Regions from separate parts of the Homo sapiens genome. Here region 2 is linked to region 1. Evidence: read pairs that join two places in POLR2A ChIA-PET (ENCODE). Cell type or tissue: GM12878. All regions are shown on one strand. Links, peaks and the distances in the headings refer to the core of each region. The heading gives the core; the rest is flanking DNA.

The links. Peaks named below come from ENCODE experiments on the same cell type or tissue, not always from the same donor. Only the 100,000 strongest peaks of a DNase experiment are listed, where the experiment ranks them.
Region 2: POLR2A ChIA-PET joins it to region 1 with 13 read pairs; 1 of 35 experiments calls an interaction of 5 or more read pairs at or near these places.

Annotation. Positions count from the first base shown.
Region 1 is chrX:13,693,697-13,696,507 of GRCh38, reverse strand. The region is part of intron 1 of RAB9A (RAB9A, member RAS oncogene family); the gene reads right to left. Among named protein-coding and RNA genes, the nearest start is that of RAB9A, 6.0 kb to the right of the region's middle. In GM12878, for the core only: no CTCF peak of the experiment used is centred there; no DNase peak of the experiment used is centred there; H3K4me3 peaks cover 2,500 bases; H3K27ac peaks cover 2,500 bases.
Region 2 is chrX:12,869,653-12,872,463 of GRCh38, reverse strand. All of the region lies in intron 2 of TLR7 (toll like receptor 7), which reads right to left. Among named protein-coding and RNA genes, the nearest start is that of TLR7, 4.0 kb to the right of the region's middle. In GM12878, for the core only: no CTCF peak of the experiment used is centred there; no DNase peak of the experiment used is centred there; H3K4me3 peaks cover 2,350 bases; H3K27ac peaks cover 2,425 bases.

The DNA of each region.
Region 1 (2,811 bases), core at 244-2,743:
GTGAATTCTCTCAGGTGTAGCCATCTGTCTGAATGTGCATGAACTAAAATCTTGGAAGGGTACCCAAGTCTTTTTTCTTTTTTTAAAAGACAGAGTCTTTCTCTACCACCCAGGCTGGAGGGCAGTGGCATGATCATAGCTCACTGCAGCCTCAAACTCCCGGGCTCAAGTGATCCTCCCATTTCAGCCTCCAGAGTAGCTGGGACTACAGGTGCATACCACCAAGACTGGCTAATTTTTTTTTTAATTTTTTTTTTTTTTTTGTAATGACAAGGTTTCACCATCTTGCCCAGGCTGGTCTTGAACTCCTGGGCTCAAGCAAGCCTCCCTCCTTGGCCTCCCAAAGTGCTAGGATTACAGGTGTGAGCCACCGTGCCTGGCCTCAAGTGTTTTTTAAAAACAAATAAGGAAACAGGTCTAACTGGGAAAGTGTCTTACACAGGATCACACATCTAGCTAGAGGCACAGGGGAGACCTTCAAGTCTGAGCCAGGACTTACCACCCATTACTGCTTCTATCAGGTCCAAACAGCCTGGCAGTAATCCTCTTGAAAATGTTTCCTAATTGTCCATAAAACCACTCTGATAATAGGTTCTGCTTTCTCTCCTCCTTGGCCCCTTAGCTTTCTTCAACATAGACAGCTCCCTTTCCTGACAAGCTCTTCATGAAGCTATTTCACGAGACTGAAACCCTTACCTGTTTCCAGATGGTATCTCCCTGGGCTATAAAAACCAGTGATTCCTAAAGTCTACATCCGCATGTCTGAGCCAGACAAGAATTTGCAACCCCTTGTATAGTATGTTCATCTGGTACCCTGATGGTAGTTCAAATTCAACATATCTAAAACTGAGCTAATTATTTTCTCCATTTCGAAAATCTCTTTCTTTTCTCTTACGCACTTCATTCAGCCACACATGAAATATGTCCACTTTTCGCACTACCTATTGCTATTGCCTTGCTTGCTCAAATAATAAATGCTATGGCTGTAATTATATTAGCAGCCACTATTAACTGAATATCTACTAGGTACCTGGCATATAGCACCTTAAAATTACCTGCAAGTTGGACACTATCATCCATGTTTTATAGATCAATAAACAGAAGTCCACAAACTTCCCCAGGTCTAACTAAATAGGGCAGGTCAAGTATGTGTTATCTTCACTCCCACCCAGTGACAGAAAAGGTCTACGTAAGGTACAAATCCAAAAAGGACACCAAGAAAGAACAACTGTAGATGCAAGACAGCAACAAAATTTAGAAAGTGGAAAGCAAATGGTCCGGGAGTGACAGAGTGAAGAGACAATGAAACCTAATGCGGAAAGCAGCAGCCAACAATGAGAAAGCTGATTCCCACCAGAGAACTGGAAAAGAACTGAACAGCACACGGGCACTTCTCGAGACTTCTCCAGACAGGCCGGGTCCGGAGGCTCGAGGGGTCCCTGAAAGGCTGTAGATTCCATGACCCACATCCCTGTGCTACCCTAGCAGACCCACTTCCTAAGGAATTGCACCCAGCAGAAAATGGAGAGAAAGCACAAAGGAAAGTGGAGCTGGAGGGACGATTTGCACAGGAAACCTGAACTGCAGTCTCTTTCCTGTCTGTCCCTCCCCTCAGCTTAGCAACTAAAAGGGTAGCATCCCAAAACTGCAAAGCTCTGGGGGAAATGAGGGGCCCAAGGGAAAAGCTTACAGATACTGGAAGGGGGGATGGAGAATTAAAAACGGACTTTGATGCCTTTTCTCCTCACCACTATACCTTGTAGTCCATAAACTAGAGCCAATAATACCAACTTCTAATCCTGAGGTTCCCAAACTGCATGCTGAGGTGCCCCAAAGCATCACGGCAAATTCACAAGGGCAGGGTGGGCTATTTTAAATTTCTGAGGGAAACATAGATACTTGACATTTGTAGGGCACCCCACTGGAGGGGAGTTAATTAGATTGCACTGCATTCCTTTCGATGACATCATATCTTCATGAAGCTAGGTTTTCCAGGACTGCTGTGATAAAAATCAAGTACTGGGCACAAATTAAAGTGGATTATGAGGGTGGCAACTGTTTGCTCCCAAACAACTATTTTTAAATGTTATTTAAGAATACTAGCACTCATTCCAAAGAATGTTCTGCATTCACCAATGGGTAGTCCTCAGGCAGTTCTAATCTGACTTCCAACCACATTATGTATGTATTTCCAGGTATATACATCTGATCAAATACACAGGTGTGAAACTGCACAGACCAGAGCAGTCACCTAGCTGCATAAACACTCCTATCTGTTAGAGTTCTGCACAGCAAGTTGTAGAAACAGAGGTCTGTAAGGCTTTTTTTTTTCCCAGGTTTTTCTAACTCTGAGAACATAGACAGTCTTATGGGCACTAACCTTTTGGAAATTACCTTAGCTTCTGTACCCAAAAATCTAATCCAATTCACAGGAACTTGAAATTAAAATACAGTAGTCAGTTCAACTCCTTTATACTGTTTTGCTCTCTGTCACACTTGAATAAAGAATGTGGCAATGAAATGAATGTGTCCAGTTGTTCTATAGTGTTTCTCCATCCCCTGTCAAACAACAGAATATGTTTGTACGAGTCAGGCCTAAGACAAAAGTGGAGTCTGTGTCCACAGACTCCCAGAGAACTCCTGGAGAATGCAATGAGCTGGCTTCCATGCAGCCAGAATGTGAAGCCTGAACAGCCTGTTTCACTTCTCCATTTTTTTTCCAAAATACACACCCAGTCTCTCTCCACCTCAGGCAGATCTAGCTGTTACCTTACATTCATTTACACCTAGTCATCCTCACTGTATTCATAA
Region 2 (2,811 bases), core at 157-2,656, 820 kb after region 1:
TTAGAGAGACCACATGGAGACAGAGACACTTGAGGAGCTGCAGCTGCTTCGGCACCTAGCTGTTGAGTCTCCTAGCCCAGGCATCAGACCTGGAGAGTGAGTCTTCAGGTGATTCCAGTCGCAGTCACCGCCTGACTGCCACCCCAAGAGAGACCCTGTGGGAGAGCTGCCTAATGAGTCCAGTCAACTCCTGGACCCATGATAGAAAGCAGTATATGATTGTTGTTGTTTGAAGCCATTGCATTTTGAGGTGATCTCTTACGCAGTGATAGGTAACTGGAACAGGAAGTCAGACAGGACATATGGGAGCAGATGGTCTAGGTAGGTACACAAGGAGGAGAAAGAGGAGAAAATGGAGAGTCCTCCAGGAGGGTTGGAGAGTTTTCTGGATGGAGAAGTAGAGTGTGATTGCAATAAGGAATTCTCCCACCCACTACACCCCAGCAAATGAAACCCTCACCTTTCTGTATTGAATCGGTAGGCATGCCCCTGCCAGTCTATTATATATTCTTTGCATAGCTATTATCTGGCTACAATGGATTATTTTCAGCAGCAATCTTGGCAAAAGGAAATTTATCTTGAGATGAGACTATTTGAGGCCTGGGGAACGCTTTTATTTTTATAGTGAGTTAAGAAAGGATTTCCTGCTCTCCTGACTCTACTCTTTTACCCAACTAACCAACCAGTCAGAAAGGCCCCTGGGCACCCCCTGGGCTACAACATGTTAGCCCTGAGAGGACAACAGCCCCATGCACTCAGCTGTTCCTCCAAGCGACTTTCAAGATCACAGAGCAGAAAAAAGCCAAGTTGCCTGAGTTTAAAAGGAAATGTTGGGATCTGCATTTCTAAGACAAAGAGTTGCTTGAGCCAAGACGTGTGAGCGAGGGGCTTTCTGTGATGGCGGGGAGCCTGCAGCGGGGGTCTGGGAGAAACCAGAGGGGATGGCTGCCTGGCTGAAGAAAACTTAGAAAGGGCATGGAAGAAGTAAGCAATGGCCGGGGCGATTGCTGGAAACCTTGCCCTCAAATTCATTGACTTTTTGCCATGTTTATATCACACTGAATTGTTTGGTAACTAGAGATGTGTTGTGTATGTCTCCCTAGAGAATAACCAAGCACTGTGAATAAGGGAAGTTGCTGAAATGCTATTCATTTTATAGACTGAGCCTCTGCTAGGAATTTCCCAAATAGATTTATTAACAAATATCCCCTATTTGTGAATTTTGAAATATTTTTAATTTTAGTTTAATCTCTGTAAAGTACAAATACCATGAATATCAGTTTCATTATGTCACCAAAACGTTTAAGTACAAGGTTGTAAACCACTTGCTTTTTTTTAAAAAAAGGAGAGAGTTATCATTTACTTCCTATCATTTTAGCCCAACAGACTTAGTTTTCAAACTAAAAGAATAAAAGGATATAAAGTTGTCTTACATAAATTAGGAACTCAACAGCTATTATGCATCACAACAGTCACCAAAGACCATAGGGCTCTCAAACCTATTTGACCTTATACCTTATCCCTTTGTTTTCTATAAGCCCCGGCCTGACGTACTTTTTCTGTAAAGGGCCAGTTAGTAAATGGTTTAATCTTTGCAGGCCATCAGGTTCTCTGTCACACTACCCAACTCCTTGAATAGTTTGCCATCGTAGTGCAAAAGCACTTATCAACAATAAGTAAACAAATACTCAAACAATAAAACCATTTGTAAACACTGAAACTTGAATGTAACTTTTATATGTCACAAAATAGTAATTTTGCTCTGATATTTTTCAGTCTTTTAAAAACAACAATTAAAAAAAAACCCCTTAGCTCATGAGCTGTACAGCAGGTGGGATATAGCCCATGGGCCATAGTTTGCCAACCCCAGCCCTAAACTTCGGTGAGTTTCGGGGATATACATTATTTATTCTTGGGGTGCAGAGGTACTGGCTGGTTAATCTGTAATGATGATTTTTAATTTTAGTACAGCGTTCCAAATTTTTAAATAATCAGATTGTATTAATTTAATAAATTGATTACTTAATAACCTTTTTTTAGCCATAAAGAAATTTCCTATAGGTTAAGAGCAGAATAATATTTTTACTTTTAAATTTGCTGAACCACTATTGACATTTTGGGAGATGGTCCCTTCTAATAGTAATTTCCCATCCCTGCATCTATTTCACATGGTGAGAAGCATTCTAGTAACAGCCAAGGCTTTGTCAGTACAAAAATTTGGTTTTAAGTCCTTGTTCTGTCATGTAAGAGCTCTCTGACTTTCATAAATCACTTGACCTCATGAGCCTCTGATTTGCCAACTGTAAAATGGTTATAAAGTAGGGATGTTGAATGAAATTAGAATATGCAACACATGTGTTTATGTAAACCATCATCACAGATTATCCAACATTTAGTGAGCATCTAGTATTTGCCTAGCAGGTGCAGTAAAAACATGAGGAATACACGGTACTTATCCATTTCTAGCTTGCTTTTTTCATTTAACATTATACCATGAGTGCTTTCTTAGGTCATTCAGTATTATTTTAAAAAACATGATTTGATGATTACATAATATTCCATTTAATGAGTCTACTACAATTAATTCACCCCTTCCCAACATGGGACATGATTTTTTTTTTTTTTTTTTTTTTGCCTGGCTGCACTGACCATCTTGGTAAATAGTTTTCCATGTCCACGATCACTTCTTTTGTTTTTTTAAAATTATTTTATTGCTTGTTTTTTTAAGTTCTGGGGTACATGTGCAGGATGTGCAGGTTTGTTACATAGTTAAACGTGCCATGGTGGTTTGCTGCACAGATCAACCCATCA